2 separate regions of the Homo sapiens genome follow, and region 1 is linked to region 2. Evidence: read pairs that join two places in POLR2A ChIA-PET (ENCODE). Cell type or tissue: Panc1. All regions are shown on one strand. Each heading gives the region's core, and the rest is flanking DNA. Links, peaks and the distances in the headings are about the cores only. Region 1 overlaps LDLR (low density lipoprotein receptor). Region 2 holds the start of DOCK6-AS1 (DOCK6 antisense RNA 1).

Region 1 (12,955 bases), core at 7,164-11,163, 100 kb before region 2:
CCATTTCCTTTACAAAGGGAAGTTGTTGGAATCTGAACCGCAAGCCTTCACTTAGACCAAAATCAGGCAACAGCGGTGAGCGCAGCTCCAAACGTGTCAATGACTCACCCAAATTTGAGTAAGGGAGTTGGCTGCTTTAACGAGCCGCAGGGTGATTCCCTTGTCATTTCCGGAAATACCTATCTTCCAGGGAACACTGGGAAAAAACAGGGAGACCTTTGTTGAGACAGAAAACCTGTAGGGGAATTCTGTTCCTCATTCCTGCTCTTATCTGTAGACTTCCTCCCTGATAAGATCCAATTCTAGATGGGTCGGTTGCTCCTTGCTTTGATGGGTGCTTTGATGGGCTTTATTATTATTATTATTATTATTATTATTATTTTGATGGGCTTTTTGATGTCCCTTTTCCTTCCACACTCTGTCCCAACTGTCAAGCAAATAGCCTTTTGTTGCTAAGAGACTGCAGATGTAACCGACCAGCAGCAAACAGTGAGTCAGGCTCTCTCTTCCGGAAGCAAAATCAATTGCTGAGATCACTCTGGGGAAAATACCCACCTTATTTGGAAAGAAGCACTGATCAATTGATGTCTATTTTTTTTTTTTTTGAGTTGGAGTCTCGCCCTGTCACCCAGGCTGGAGTGCAATGGCATAATCTCGCCTCACTGCAATCCCCGCCTCCCGGGTTCCAGCAATTCTCCTGCCTCAGCCTCCTGAGTAGCTGGAATTATAGGCGCCTGCCACAACACCCGGCTAATTTTTGTATTTGTAGTAGAGATGGGGTTTCACCACGTTGGCCAGGCTGGTCTCGAACTCCTGACCTCGTGATCCACCCGCCTCAGCCTCCCAAAGTCCAAGGATTGCAGGCGTGACCCACTGTGCCAGCCAATCAATTGATTTCTCATTCATTTTCAGCTGGCTCTGTTCCCTTAAGCCAGGGGATTTTCGTTTGTTTGTTTCCCCTTCAAGGAAATGATTCTAGCTACAGTTTTGATTTCCTTGTACAACTGTTTTCAGTAGCACAGGGAAAGAAAACATCGAAAGCATTCACCACCTCATTTGTGTGCTGGGGGAAAAAGCAGAAATGTGTATTCTCTTTTTTTGTTTCGATGACCTTGTTCCTGACTTGTTACTCGTGACTTGAGAGATCAGAGGGCTAGAGGACTAGAATTTATAGAGGTGTTTTTTTTGTTTGTTTATTTTTGTTCGAGTTGCCCAGGCTGGAGTGCAGTGGCGCAATCTCGGCTCACTGCAACCTCTGCCTCCCAGGTTCAAGCGATTCTTCGGCCTCAGCCTCCTGAGTAGCTGGAACTACAGGCGCCCGCCACCACACCCAGCTAATTTTTGTATTTTTCAGTAGAGATGGGATTTCACCATATTGGTCAAGCTGGCCTCGAACTCCTGACCTCGTGATCCACCCGCCTCAGTTTCCCAAAGTGCTGGGAGTACAGGCGTGAGCCGCCGTGCCCGGCCTTTTTGTGTTTTTGTGTTTTTGAGAGGAGCTCATTGCTTTTTAGGCTTCCCTAGCGTGAGAAAATCTGGGGATCCATGCTCTAGTTTACTTCCTTTTTTTTTTTTTTTTTGAGATGGAGTCTCGCTTAGATTGCCTAATCTCAGCTCATTGCAACTTCTGCCTCCGGGGTTCAAGGGATTCTCGTGTCTCAGCCTCCTGGGTAGCTAGGATACGGGCACCCGCTACCATGCCTGGCTAATTTTGTACTTTTAGTAGAGACAGGGTTTCGCCACGTTGGCCAGGCTGGTCTCGAACTCCTGACCTCAGGTGAGCCGCCTGCCTTGGCCTCCCAAAGTGCTGAGATTACAGGCGTGAGCCACCGCGCTTGGCCTAATTTGCTTTTCCTGAAATTCAAATGGTCTAATATGAAAAACGCCAACCTTGCTTGAAAGAATAAGAAAGAGGTGCGGTTTCGTTGGGCCGTTGATGTTTGGAACAGGACTGGTTTTGTCCCCTTGCTCGGAAAGGGCAGCAACTGTGAGGACAGCTCCCTGACGTGCTCTCACTCAGCACTGTTCCGTTCCTGAGCACTGTCCCCACTAGCTAGGCCAAGGGAGCTCATTTGGCAGGCAACTGCTGTCTGGCTGCGCCTGTGGCAGTAAAATCTGCCTTTATTTTTTGGAGGCAGGGTCTTGCCCTGTCGCTCAGGCTGAAGTGTGCAGTTATAGCTCACTGCAGCCTCCAGCTTCTGTACTCAACTGATCCTCCTCTCTCAGCCTCCTGAGTAGCTGGGACTATACGCACGTGTTACCACTCCCACCTCAGTTTGTTTGTTTATTTATTTATTTATTTATTTATTGAGATGGAGTTTTGCTCTTGCTGCCCAGGCTGGAGTGCAATGGCGCGATCTCGGCTCACCGCAACCTCCACCTCCTGGTTCAAGCGATTCTCCTGCCTCAGCCTCCTGAGTAGCTGGGATTACAGGCATGCACCACCACGCCCGGCTAATTTTGTATTTTTCGTAGAGATGGGGTTTCTCCACATTGGTTCAGGCTGTTCTCGAACTCCCAACCTCAGGTGATCCACCCGCCTCAGCCTCCCAAAGTGCTGGGATTATAGGCGTGAGCCCCCGAACCCGGCCACTCCCAGCTAAGTTTAAATTTTTTGTTTGTTTGTTCGTTTGTTTTTATTTTTTGAGACAGAGTCTCCCGCCCAGGCTGGAGCGCAGATCACTGCATCCTTGACCTCCCAGGCTTAAGCCATCCTCCCCACTCAGCCTCCCAAGTAGCTGGGATTACAGGTGTGTGCCACTATGCTTGGCTAAGTTGTGTATTTTTTGTAGAGATGGGGTTCAAGGGATTCTCGCTTTGTTGCCTCGGTTGGTCTCAAACTCCTGGGCTCAAGCAGTCCTCCCTCCTCAGCCTCCCAAGGTGCTGGGGAAATCCACTTTTGAAACATTGTCTGGAGAGTTGCCCAGGTGGTAGATCACAGAAATAGGTCATCGTGGGGTCCTTCCCATGGGTGCAGTCTTGAGCCACCTGTGGCCAGCAAATATTTGGAGAATAATAGTCAGGGGAGAGCTTGAGGTCCAGGGAAAGGTTTTGTTTTTCTTCAGGGAAAGGTTTTTATTGTTCTTTATCCCTCCTTAAAGGACCTTCAGGTGTTACTGACATTCCCGGTCTACCCAGTGGCACATTTAGTTTGTAAGCTGGGCCCTCGTACAGAGGTAGGGAGGTGAGAGCATTGGATTAGTGGTCACCAAAGCTGCGGTCACCTAGTGGGGTGATCAGAGGCTCCTCCCTTAAGATCTTGATTGCCAACGCCTCTGGCCCAACTTTCCTTTTTATTTATCGCAAGCCTCCTGGAATCTCAATTGCTTTTTGCCCACCCGGTGTGTCAGCACAAGAAATGAGTCATTTCCTCCTTTAAGCACAGTTGAAATTGAGCTGTGAGTCAGTGAGGTGTGTACGATATTGTCAAAGCGGGGTGTGTACAGTATTGACAGATCTGTAGTTGGGCAAGAGAATTATCAGAGTTTGTGACCACAGCAGATTCCAAAGCTCGACTCATTTTCTTCTCTCTTCCTTCCCTTTTTTCTTTTCTTTTTTTTTTTTTTTTTGACAGAGTCTCGCTCTGTTGCCCAGGCTGGAGTGCAGTGGCACAATCTGGGCTCACTGCAGCCCCTGCCTCCTGGGTTCAAATGATTCTCATGTTTCAGCCTCCCGAGTAGCTGCAATTACAGGCATTCGGGTTCAAGTGATTCTCCTGCCTCAGCCACCTGAGCAGCTGGGATTACAGGCGCCCGCCACCACGCCCGGCTAATTTTTGTATTTTTAGTAGAGACGGGGTTTCACCATGTTGGCCAGGCTGGTCTCGAACTCCTGAACTCAGGTGATCCGCCCACTTCGGCCTCCCAAAGTGCTGAGATTACAGACGTGAGTCACCGCGCCCAGCCTGTTCTGTTCTTTAATTCTCAAAACACCCTCTAGGAAGTAGAGACTGCCATTCTCCCCCATTTTACAGATCAGGAAACTGAGTCCCAGAAGGATTTAGTCAGTTACCCAAGTTGTTCTAGTTAAATGGCCTGGAAAGCCAGTGAAGCCCAGGATTGTCTATCTAACCCCCTTACTACTCTAACTTTCAGGGAATCCACATGAATGTGCTGGGTCAACCATCAAAGTTGAAATGGATAAAGGGGGCTGGATGCGGTGGCTGATGCCTGTAATCCTAGCACTTTGGGAGGCCGAGATGGGTGGGTGGATTGCTTGAGCCCAAGAGTTTGAGACCAGCCTGGGCAACATAGTGAGACACCTGTCTCTGCAAAAAATAAATAAAAAGTTAGCTGAGTGTGATGGTGCACCCCTCTAGTCACAGCTGTTGAGTTAGGCTTAGGCAGGAGGATCGCATGAACCTGGGAGGTGGAGGCGGCCGTGAGCCTCAGTCATGCCACTGCACTCCAACCTGGGCAACAGAGTGAAAGCCGGTGTCCGAAAGAGAAAGAAAAAAAGACATAGATACATCTTTTAAAGTTAGGTTGTATGTTAATTACCTACAACTCAGTTTCAACTGTGCTTAAAGGAGGAAATGACTCATTTCTTGCTACATATCAAATTAGCCCAAAATGTAGTGGCTTAAAACAACACATTTATGATTTCTCAGTTTTTGCGTGTCAGGAATTTGGAAGCAGCACAGCTAGACGGTTCCAGCTCAGGGTCTCTCATGAAGTTGCAATCAAAATATTGGCAGGAGAGAAAAACATATTTTCAGAAGCTGCAGGCATAGGAAGACTTGGCTGGGGTTGAAGGATCCACTTCCAAGATGGCGCACTCAGTGGCTCTTGGCTGGAGGCCTCAGTTCCCTGCTGCGTGGAGCTCTCCCTCCAGCTGCTTGAGTGGACTCATGACATGCAGCTGGCCTCCCCTGGAGCAGTCGATCCAACAATGAGCATGGCCATGAACTAGGCTCAGAAGCCACTCCCTGTCGTCTCTACATTTTCCTATCAGAAGCAAGTCATTAAAAGTCCAGTGCCACTCCAGGGGAGACGAATTAGGCTCTGCCTTCTGAAAGGATTATCACAGAAGATGCGGTCCTATATTCTTTTTTTAAAATTATTCTTTTTTTTATTTTGTAGAGATGGGGTCTTGGTATGTTGCCTAGGCCAGTCTGGAATTCCTGGGCTCAAACAATCCTGTCTCTGCCTCCCAAAGTGTTGGGATTACAGGCATGAGCCACTGCACCTGGTCATGTGGTCATATTTTCTTTTTCTTTTTTTTTTTTTTTTGAGACAGAGTCTCTGTCGCCCAGGCTGGAGTATGGTGGCGTGATCTCAGTTCACTGCAGCCTCCGCCTCCCGGGTTCAAGCGATTCTCCTGCCTCAGCCTCCTGAGTAGCTGGGATTACAGGCGCCCGCCAACATGCCCAGCTAATTTTTTTAGTAGAGATGGGGTTTCACCATGTTAGCCAGGATGGTCTCGATCTCCTGATTTGGTGATCCGCCCACCTTGGCCTCCCAAAGTTTCAACCATCGATCAGAACTTATTGATGTACTTATGTAGCTAGGCACGGTGGCGCGTGCCTGTAATCCCAGCTACTTGGAAGGGTTAAGGCAGGAGAATCGCTTGAACCTGGGAGGCAGAGGTTACAGTGAGTCAAGATCATACCATTGCACTCCAGTCTGGGCAACAGAATGAGACTCTGTCTCAAAAACAAAAAACAAACCCTTGTATGTGATTTTCCTGGATAGCATCTGTTACATCTTCACAAAGATAAAAAGTCAGACTTGGCTGGGCATGGTGGCTCACACCTGTAATCCCAGCACTGAGAGGCTGAGGCAGGCAGATCACTTGAGGTCAGGAATTTGAGACCAGGCTGGGCAGCATGGTGAAACCCCGTCTCTACAAAAAATACAAAAATTAGCCGGGTGTGGTGTCACGCACCTGTATTCCCAAGCTACTCAGGAAGCTAAGGCAGGAGAATCACTTGAACCCAGAGGTGGAGGTTTGCAGTGAGTTGAGATTGTGCCATTGCACTCCAGCCTGGGCGACAGAGTGAGACTCTGTGTCAAAAATAAAATAAAATAAAATTTTAAAAAAGGCAGATTTTTTTTTCTTCTTGGTATTGTTACCTTATTATAGTAATAATAAGTGCATAGTGCATGCTGAGATAAGCAATCATAATTTGTTATTGCGGCCGGGCATGGTGGCTCCAGCCTATAATCCCAGCACTTTGGTCAGGAGTTCAAGGCCAGCCTGGCCAATATAGTGAAACTCCATCTCTACTAAAATACAAGAAATTACCTGGGCATGGTGGCAGTTGCTGGTGATCCCCAGCTACTTGGGAGGCTGAGGCAGGAGAATCGCTTGAACCTGGGAAGCAGAGGTTGCAGTGAGCCAAGATTGCACCACTGCACTCCAGCCTGGGTGACAGAGTGAGACTCTGTCTGAAAATAATAATAATAATAATTTGTTATTGCTTTTATTGCCTTAGTTTACATAGGGAATCAAAGTTTATACTTTGATTTATAAAAGTTGCTTTGATTCTAGTTCACAGAACCAGAATCTTTCATATAAAGGTATTAGAGGGCCCAGTGTGGTGGCTCATGCCTGTAATCCCAGCATATTGGGAGGCTGAGGAGGGAGGATCACTTTAGGAGTTTGAGGCCAGCCTAGGCAACATAGTGAGACCTTGTCTCTACAAAAAATTCCAACATTAGCTGGGCATGGTGGCATGTGCCTGTAGTCCCATTTATTTGGGGGGCTGAGGCAGGAGGATCACTTGAGCCCACGAGGTTCAATCCAGGTTGCAGTAAGCCATGATCCTGCCACTGCACTCCAGTTTGGGTAACAGAGCGAAGCTATGTCTCAAAAAAAGAAAAAAAAAGTATTCTAAATCCAAATTTAATATATAAAACTAAATGCAGGCCAAGTGTGGTGGCATATACCTATAATCACAACACTTTGGGAGGCTGAGGTGGGAGGATTGCTTGAGCCCAAGAGTTCAAGACCAGCCTAGGTAACACAGTAAGACCCCATCTCTACAAAAAGTAGAAAAATTAGCCTGGCATGGTGGTGAGTGCTTTTAATCCCAACTACTTAGGGGGCTGAGATGGGAAGATTGCTTGAGCCTCAGAGTTTGAGGCTGCAGTGGGCCGTGATCGCTCCACTGATCGCTCTAAAGTGAGACCCTGTCTCAAAAAAAAAGAAAATAGAAGAAAACTAAATACATTCAATAAGACTTTGATCTCTTTTCCAAGGTGTAAATATATTTTGGGAAATTTTCCAGTTACTTTGTTCTCATTTTAATGTAATAATCTAAGTCTTGGTTTTCTAAGGAAAAGTTTTCTCTTATTATATCTTTTGTTAATGTTTCTCTCCCATTTCTTTTGATCTGATCTTCAGATACATGATTATCTTCACTGCTAAATTTGTGTTCTCTGGCCTCTACATTTATAATTTCTCATAATTCTTTATCTAAGTATTTCTTCCCTACCTACTGAAGAAAACTCAAGTTTTCTTCCACCTTAATGATTATGCTGTGTCTGTGAGTTTTCTTCATGACTCTTTACAGTACAAGTTTTTTGTTTTTGTTTTTTTAATGGTCAGATGGATAGAACAACACAGGTTTTGTTTGTTTTGTTTTAACTTTTAAAAAAATTATAATAGATAAAGGGTCTCACTACGTTGTCCAGGCTGATCTCATACTCCTGGGCTCAAGCAATCCACCCACCTCTGCCTCCCAAAGTGCTGGGATTACAGTCATGAGCCAACATGCCTGGGCAGTACAGGTTTTTTTTGAGACGGAGTTTTGTTCTTGTTGCCGAGGCTGGAGTGCAATGGCACAATCTTGGCTCACCACAAAGTCTGCCTCCCAGGTTCAAGTGATTCTCCTGCCTCAGCCTCCTGAGTAGCTGGGATTACAGGCATGTGCCACCACGCCCAGCTAATTTTGTATTTTTAGTAGAGACGGGGTTTCACCATGTTGGCCAGGCTGGTTTCGAACTGCTGACCTCAGGTGATCTGCCCACCTCGGCCTCCCAAAGTGCTGGGATTACAGGCATGAGCCACCATGCCCAGCTGTAGTACAGGTTTTAATATGCTAAATACTCTTCCTTTCTTTATTAATGTGCATGGAAGTTCTAATATTTTTTTCCCATACCCCAGAGAGTCCATATTTTGGAATCAACAACACTAGCCTTTGTTGACAAGTGTCTCTCTTGGGTTCCTTCTTTGTGTCCTCCACTGAATTTTGGGGTTCATAAAATTTCATTTGTTGTGCTTGCTTAATTCCCTGGGAATCAGACTGTTCCTGATCGGATGACATTTCTGGTTAATTCTTTAGTTGGCAGGAAATAGACACAGGAAACGTGGTCAGTTTCTGATTCTGGCGTTGAGAGACCCTTTCTCCTTTTCCTCTCTCTCAGTGGGCGACAGATGCGAAAGAAACGAGTTCCAGTGCCAAGACGGGAAATGCATCTCCTACAAGTGGGTCTGCGATGGCAGCGCTGAGTGCCAGGATGGCTCTGATGAGTCCCAGGAGACGTGCTGTGAGTCCCCTTTGGGCATGATATGCATTTATTTTTGTAATAGAGACAGGGTCTCGCCATGTTGGCCAGGCTGGTCTTGAATTTCTGGTCTCAAGTGATCCGCTGGCCTCGGCCTCCCAAAGTGCTGGGATTACAGGCACCACGCCTGGCCTGTGACACGATTCTTAACCCCTTTTTGATGATGGCGGCTGGAAAAGTGGCCAGTGGATTTTGATGTATTCAATCATGAATTAGGAGGTGGGGAGAGAATGAATTATTGGAGCTTTCCTTAAAGCCATTAAATGGCTCTATTGTTTTTTCAATTGATGTGAATTTCACATAACATGAAATTAACCAGCTCAGTGGCATTAATACATCTGCAATGCTGTGTGGCCACCACCTCTATCTTGTTCCAAAACTTTGCATAACCTAATGTCTTTTTTTTTTTTTTTTTTTGAGACGGAGTCTCGTTCCATCACCCAGGCTGGAGTGCAGTGGTGTGATCTCAGCTCACTGCAACCTCCGCCTCCCAGGTTCACGCCATCCTCCTGCCTCAGCCTCCCGAGTAGCTGGGACTACAGGCACCCTCCACCACATCCGGCTAATTTTTTGTATCTTTAGTAGAGATGGGGTTTCACCATGTTAGCCGGGATGGTCTCGATCTCCTGACCTCGTGATCCACCTGCCTCCGCCTCCCAAAGTGCTGGCATTACAGGCGTGAGCCACCATGCCCGGCCTATTTTTTTTTTTAAGAGATGGAGTCTAATTCTGTTGCCCAGGCTGGAGTCCAGTGGTACCATCATACTTCACTGCAGCCTTGACCTCTTGGGCTCAAGTGATTCTCTTGCCTCGAACTCCCAAAGTATTGGGATTACAGGTGTGAGCCACCGCACTCAGCCTAATGTCCAGTTTTTAACAAGCTCCATTTAAATGCCCTCCGTTTTGACCCATAAAGGGGTAGGCTTGGCCGGGCACAATGGCTTGTGTCTGTAGTCCCAGCTACTTGGGAGGCTGAGGCAGAAAGGCAGAAAGATTGCTTTATAAAGCCCAGGAGTTTGAGGGCCACCTGGGTGGCATAGCTAGACCTCATCTCTAAAAAATAAGTAATAAATAAATATTTGTTTTTGTTTTTTTCTTTTTCTTTTCTTTTTTTTTTTTTTTTGAGACGGAGTCTTGCTCTGTTGCCCAGGCTGGAGTGCAGTGGCGCGATCTCAGCTCACTGCAAGCTGTGCCTCCTGGGTTCATGCCATTCTCCTGCCTCAGCCTCCCGAGTAGCTGGGACTACAGGCGCCCACTACCACGCCCAGCTAATTTTTTGTATTTTTAGTAGAGATGGGGTTTCACCACGTTAGCCAGGATGGTCTCAATCTCCTGACCTCGTGATCCGCCAGCTTTGGCCTCCCAAAGTGTTGGGATTACAGGCGTGAGCCACTGAGCCCGCCCCATATGTATGTATATATATATTTTTTTAAAATGGGAGACCAGGCATGGTGGCTCATGCCTAGAATCCCAGCACTTTGGGAAGCTGAGGTAGGCGGATCACTTGAGGCCATGAGTTTGAGACCAGCCTGCTCAACATGATGAAACTTCTATCTCTACTAAAAAAAAAAGTGGGATTAGGTCAGGCACGGTGGCTCACACCTGTAATCCCAGCACTTTCAGAGGCCGAGGCAGGAGGATCATGAGGTCAGGAGATCGAGACCATCCTGGCTAACACGGTGAAACCCCGTCTCTACTAAAAAAATACAAAAAATTAGCCAGGCGTGGTGGCGGGTGCCTGTAGTCCCAGCTACTCAGGAGGCTGAGGCAGGAGAATGGCGTGAACCCGGGAGGCGGAGCTTGCAGTGAGCCAAGATCGTGCCACTGTACTCCAGCCTGGGCGACAGAGCAAGACTCTGTCTCAAAAAAAAAAAAAAAAGTGGGATTGACATTCTCTTCAAAGTTCTGGGGTTTTCCTTTGCAAAGACAGGATTGGCAAGGCCAGTGGGTCTTTTTTGTGTGTGTGTGTGTGACGGAGTCTCACTCTGCCACCCAGGCTGGAGTGCAATGGCAGGATCTCGGCTCACCGCAACCTCCTCCTCCCAGGTTAAAGTGATTCTCCTGCCTCAGCCTCCCGAGTAGCTGGGACTACAGGTGCCCGCCACCACACCCAACTAATTTTTGTATTTTTAGTAGAGACAGGGTTTCACTATATTGGCCAGGCTGGTCTTGAACCCCTGACCTCACGTGATCCACCCGCCTTGGCCTCCCAAAGTGCTGGGATTACAGGCGTGAGCCACTGTGCTCGGCCTCAGTGGGTCTTTCCTTTGAGTGACAGTTCAATCCTGTCTCTTCTGTAGTGTCTGTCACCTGCAAATCCGGGGACTTCAGCTGTGGGGGCCGTGTCAACCGCTGCATTCCTCAGTTCTGGAGGTGCGATGGCCAAGTGGACTGCGACAACGGCTCAGACGAGCAAGGCTGTCGTAAGTGTGGCCCTGCCTTTGCTATTGAGCCTATCTGAGTCCTGGGGAGTGGTCTGACTTTGTCTCTACGGGGTCCTGCTCGAGCTGCAAGGCAGCTGCCCCGAACTGGGCTCCATCTCTTGGGGGCTCATACCAAGCCTCTTCCGCCCTTCAAATCCCCCCTTGACCAGGAGGCATTACAAAGTGGGGATGGTGCTACCTCTTCGGGTTTGTCACGCACAGTCAGGGAGGCTGTCCCTGCCGAGGGCTAGCCACCTGGCACACACACTGGCAAGCCGCTGTGATTCCCGCTGGTCGTGATCCCCGTGATCCTGTGATCCCCGCCCCGTGAGGCTGAACACATAGTGACGCTTGCTAGCCAAGCCTCAATGACCCACGTAACATGAAGGGGGAAAAGCCAGAAAGTTCTGCCAAGGAGCAAGGCCAAGAATCCCGAAGGGAAATGGACTTTGAAGCTGGGCGTCTTCTTGGCTGTCTTAATACAAGTGGCACATCCAAATCCAAAACCCCGAAATTCAAAGTCTTGAGCACCCGAAATTCTGAAACGTCTTGAGCACTGACCTTTAGAAGGAAATGCTTATTGGAGCATTTTGGATTTCGGATTTTTACCACTGAGTGTGGAGTCCTAATTAGGAAAAAAACCAGGCTGACCGAACCAAAGGAAAGCAATAAAAGAAGGCAGATAGGGTCAGGCACGGTGGCTCACCCCTGTAATCCCAGCCTTTTGAGAGGCTGAGGCGGGTGGATCACTTGAGGTCAGGAGTTCGAGAGCAGCCTGGCCAACACGGTGAAACCCCATCTCTACTGAAAATACAAAAACTAGCCAGGTATGGTGGCGTCTGCCTGTAATCCCAGCTACTCGGGAGGCTGAGACAGGAGAATCACTTGAACCTGGGAGGCAGAGGTTGCAGTGAGCCAATATCACGCCATTGCACTCCAGCCTGGGGGACAAGAGCGAAATTCTGTCTCAAAAAAAAAGAAGAAGAAGGCCGACAAACTATGTAACTCTGCCTTTCTCCATGGTCCAGAACACACAGCCCTCCTGCGTAAATAACTCCTTATCTTCCTGCTCCCAGCTATCATCAGACACCTCGGCTGATAGAAAATTGCAAGTTAGCTCACTGCAACCTCGGCATTATAAGTACTGCACAAAGCCCTCTTCAGCGCACAGCACAAGCACCATTCTATAAAATCTCCAGCAAGCGGCCAGGTGCAGTGGCTCATACCTGTAATCCCAGCATTTTGGGAGACTGAGGCGGGCGGATCACCTGAGGTCAGGAGTTTGAGACCAGCCTGGCCAACATGGTGAAACCCCGTCTCTATTAAAAATACAAAAAAATTAGCCAGGCGTGGTGGCAGGTGCCTGTAATCCCAGCTACTTGGAAGGCTGAGGCAGGAGAATCGCTTGAACCCGGGAGGTGGAAGTTGCAGTGAGCCGAGATCTTGCCATCGCACTCCAGCCTGGGGGACAAGAGTGAGACTTCGTCTCAAAAAAAAAAAAAAAAATTCCCAGCAAGCCTTTGTCTTCTGGCAGTCAGCTCCTCTCTTGCTGACCTGCTCATTGCTTTCTTGCAAGGTATTTTCCTACCTACTTTCTGGAATAAATCTGTCTTTCTGTACTTACAACTACCTTTTTTAAAATTTCTTTCTTTTTTGAGATGGAGTCTCACTCTGTTTGCCCAGGCTGGAGTTCAGTGGTGCAATCTCAGCTCACTGCAACCTCTACCTACTGGGTTCAAGCGATTCTCCTGCCTCAGCTTCCCGAGTAGCTGGGATTACAGGCGTGCACCAGCACGCAGGCTAATTTTTGTATTTTTAGTAGAGACGGGGTTTCACCATGTTGGCCAAGGTGGTCTTGAACTCCTGACCTCAAGTGATCCTCCCACCTCAGCCTCCCAAAGCGCTAGGATTACGGCCATGAGCCACTGAGGCCGGCTGCACCTACAACTGTCTTGATAAATTCTTACCCCCACACCACTGGTCCAGATAGTCAGTGCTCACCCACAACATTAAGGATATTCC
Region 2 (4,000 bases), core at 1-4,000:
CCGTGGGGGGAGAGATCAGAGACGGGAGGGGGGCGGGGGCGAAGAGGACCTGCCCTCCCCACCCAGCTCCCACCCAGCCTGCCTGCCTGGGCTCTGGGTTTCTGCCATCTTTGGCCAGAACATTCTCCCCAAACTAGGAGATGCCTAAAAATAGACCTAAGCAGGGAAGAAGCGGGATTCGGGGGGGCTGGAGCGGGAGGACACATTAACCAGAAATGAGGAGCAGAGAGCCTGGGGGAGGCTGGAAGCTGGGTACGCAGGGAGAGACAGAGACTAAGAGACAGTGAGATACCAAGATAGGGAGAGCCACGTGATAGACTGGGGAGAGATGAGAAAGAGACCAAGAGACCATGAGGGAGTCAAGAGTCACCCCGCCACCCCCCTGCAGTGACCAAGCTGGCCCTGGCAGAGGGAGGGGTGTCTCTGGAGAGCTCCCAGCTGGGTGAGTCACAAGCTGCCCTCGAGATCTGGGGCGGGGGGTGGGGGCATTTTTGGGGAAGGGAGGGAAATAATGGGGTGGGTCCCTTGTGGCCACAGCCCCAGCCCCAAGGGCCAGCGGCCATGCTCCTCTGGTGCCCCCTGGTGTTCACTGATGGCTGCTGGCCAGTCATCACGGGGGTCCCAGAGGCAGGTGGCTGTCCACCAAGGCTGACTCACCTCCCAGCCGGAACTCTGTGGGGAAGAGAAGGGTCAAGGTCAGCAGATCCCTGGGGATGAGGAGTGGGGATGAGGAGTGGGGCTGAGGGTGGGGTCTGGGGAGGGGGTCCTGGGCCCACCTGGTGCATGATCTTGGTGAAGGCCTCCTGCAGTTTGCCGTGCACCGCGGCCAGCTTCTTGTAGTCACGGTGGGCTTCCAGGATGGGGATGAGGTTCTTGTAGACCTCATTCACCGCCTCGTAGAGCCCGCCCTGAGGGTGAGGTGGGGTCAGGATTCCCCAAACTGTCTTCCTCTCTCCACTGTGCTCCTGTCTACCCATCTCCCTTGTGAGCCTCCGTGCTCCTACCCACCCTCCATCACCTCCTCCAGGAAGCCCACCCTGACCACCCCTATCCCAGATAGGGGTTGAGCCTTTCCACTCAGCTCCCACAGAGGGCTCCATGGTCTTCACTGCTACTTATCTTTTTTGTTTTTTTGAGATAGGGTCTCACTCCATCACCCAGGCTGGAGTGTAGTGGTACAATCATAGCTCACTGCAACCTCCAACTCCTGGGCTCAAGAGATGCTCCCACCCTAGCCTCCCACATAGCTGGAACTACAGGTACATGCCACCATGCCCAAATAATTTTATTTTAGTTTTTGTAGAGTCAGGGTCTCACTATATTGCCCTAGTTGGTCTTGAACTCCTGGGCTCAAGTGATCCTCCTGCCTTGGCCTCTTGATTAGCTGGGATTACAGGTGTGAGCCACCACTCTCCCAGCCCTTCACCACTTTTAGCAAGAATATTCTATGGCACAGGTACGATGTACATCTGCACTTCACCCATCTGTCTTCCCTCATTGATGGGAGAAGCAGTTTTTTTTTCCTATTCCTCAAAGAGGAAAGTGAGTCTCAGAGACAGAGGCATTCCCCAGGGCCAAGACCCAAACACCCACCCATCTGGCCCTGTGCCCATGACCTCCATGCCCAACTGCCTTCTGGCATGTGGTAATATGCCCCTCACCCCCAGCGGGTGCTGGCATCAAGCCTGGCTCAAAACAGGCATCCTGTGAGGTTTGCTGACTGTCAGAAGGCCTGTGTCCACCCCCTGGTTTCTTCCCCTGAGGCTTTTGTGTGTGTATGGTTTTTTTTCGTAATCTTTTTTTTAATACTTTGGGGTACATGCGCAGAACGTGCAGTTTTGTTACATAGGTATACACGTGCCATGGTGGTTTGCTGCACCCATCAACCTGTCACCTACATTAGATACTTCTTCTAATGCTATCCCTCCCCTTAACCCCACCCGTGTATTTTTTTTTTTGAGATGGCTGCAGTCCAGTGGTATGATCTCGGCTCACTGCAACCTCTGCCTCCTGGGTTCAAGCAATTCTCCTGCCTCATCCTACTTAATAGCTGGGATTACAGGCATGTGCCACCACGCCCAGCTACTTTTTTTGCATTTTTAGTAGAGACGGGGTTTCACCATATTGGCCAGGCTGGTCTCGAACTCCTGACCTTGTGATCTACCCACCTCGACCTCTCAAAGTGCCGGGATTACAGGCGTGAGCCACTGCACCCAGCCATATTTGTATTTTTAGTAGAGATGGGGTTTCACTATATTGGCCAGGCTGGTCTCAAACTCCTGACCTCGTGATCCGCCTGCCTCGGCCTCCAAAGTGCTGGGATTACAGGCATGAGCCACTGCGCCCATGCCCAGCTAATTTTTTGTATTTTTTTTTTTTTTTGTAGAGGCAGGGTTTCTCTATGTTGCCCAAGCTGGTCTTGAACTCCCGACCTCAAGTGATCTGCCCGCCCCGGCCTCCCAAAGTGCTGGGATCACAAGCGTGAGCCACCGCACCTGGCCCTTCCTCTGAGGCCTTCGTCTCCAAGAATCCAGCAAAGTGACAATAATGAAAATAATGTCACTAAAGGGCCAGCACCACAGAAGAAATCTCACTGGAACACCTGACTTCAAGTGTGACCTTGAATCTCACTGAGCTCTCAAATGTAACTGCCAGTTCCCCAAAATGTGAGGAACTGAGAAACAGGTAAAATGACATCACATGGACACAGCCAGCCCCACACAAACCAGAAAAACACACGGAGCAAAGGCCCCAGGGCTCCTGCAAGTTAAATGTAGAAACCACCAACTGCCCTCATACAAACAAGCAAACTAGAGAAGAAAACCCCTTTTCCACAGTGGAAAATCAGTTGCCGGGCATGCTGGCTCACGCCTGTAATCCCAGCACTTTGGAAGGCCGAGGCGAGAGGGTTGCATGAGTCTAGGAGTTCAAGCCCAGCCTGGGCAACATAGCAAGATCCCATCTCTTAAAAAAAAAAAATGAACGAAGAAAAAAAAATTAGTTGGGTGTGGTGGTGCGCACTTATAGTCCCAGCTACTCAGGAGGCTGAGGTGGGAGGATCACCTGAGCCGAGGACATAGAGGCTGCAGTGAGCCAGGCTGCACTCCAGCCTGGGTGAGAGAGTAAGACCCTGTCTCAGAAAAAAAAAAGAAAGAAAGAAAAAAGAGACTTAGGATACAGATCAGCGACAGCCATTGTGGGCCCTTAATGGATCCTGATTCAAACCAAGTCACCCCAGAAAAGATACATCAGAGATCATCTGGGACATCTAAATATAGAGTGCAATGAAATAAAGGATGACCATTAACTTGGCCACGCGGGATAAAAGTTTTATAAAAGGGTCTTTATCAGGAAGGGTTGCACAGGGGGTACTTGTGGGAGTGGTGGGAAAATAGCTGGGATTTGTGGTGGTTTTTTTTTTTTTGTTTTTTGTTTTTGGAGACAGAGTCTTGCTCTGTCTGTCAGGCTGGAGTGCAGTGGGCATGATCTCAGCTCACTGCAACCTCCGCCTCCCGGGTTCAAGCGAGTCTCATCCCGAGTAGCTGGGATTACAGACACCTGCCACCATGCCCAGCTAATTTTTGTATTTTTAGTAGACATGGGGTTTCACCATGTTGGCCAGGCTATTCTTGAACTCCTGACCTCGTGATCCGCCTGCCTTGGCTTCCCAAAGTGCTGGGATTACAGGAGTCAGCCACTGCGCCCAGCCTGGGATTTGCTTTAAGCTGGAGCTTCTCCAACTTGAAGATGCATGCGAATATCCCAAATCTTTATTTTATTTATTTTTTGAGACAAGGTTTCACTCTGTCACATAGGTTGGAGTACAGTGGCACGATTACAACTCATTGTAGCCCCAACCTCCTGGGCTCCAGTGATCCTCCCGCTTCAAGCTTCCTGAGTAGCTGGGACTACAGGTGCATGCCACCACACCCAGCTAATTTCTTGTATTTTTTTGTAGAGACAGGGTTTGCCATGTTGCCCAGGCTGGTCTTGAACTCCT

The links. ChIA-PET counts read pairs that join two places held together with the same protein. Peaks named below come from ENCODE experiments on the same cell type or tissue, not always from the same donor. Only the 100,000 strongest peaks of a DNase experiment are listed, where the experiment ranks them.
Region 1: POLR2A ChIA-PET joins it to region 2 with 15 read pairs; 4 of 35 experiments call an interaction of 5 or more read pairs at or near these places.

What each region holds. Positions count from the first base shown.
Region 1 is chr19:11,091,854-11,104,808 of GRCh38, forward strand. It overlaps LDLR (low density lipoprotein receptor), which reads left to right. Exons shown (of 18, transcript NM_000527.5): 2 at 8,370-8,492; 3 at 10,811-10,933. Among named protein-coding and RNA genes, the nearest start is that of LDLR-AS1, 8.7 kb to the left of the region's middle. RefSeq lists enhancers at 1-846, 269-1,221, 2,569-3,768, 3,134-3,263, 10,353-10,991. In Panc1, for the core only: no CTCF peak of the experiment used is centred there; no DNase peak of the experiment used is centred there; H3K27ac peaks cover 221 bases.
Region 2 is chr19:11,203,424-11,207,423 of GRCh38, forward strand. DOCK6 (dedicator of cytokinesis 6) reads right to left here. Exons shown (of 48, transcript NM_020812.4): 40 at 777-908; 41 at 658-672. DOCK6-AS1 (DOCK6 antisense RNA 1) reads left to right here and starts at 205. Exons shown (of 3, transcript NR_186345.1): 1 at 205-442; 2 at 2,387-2,685. In Panc1, for the core only: a CTCF peak has its summit at 579 (motif pointing left); no DNase peak of the experiment used is centred there; H3K27ac peaks cover 286 bases.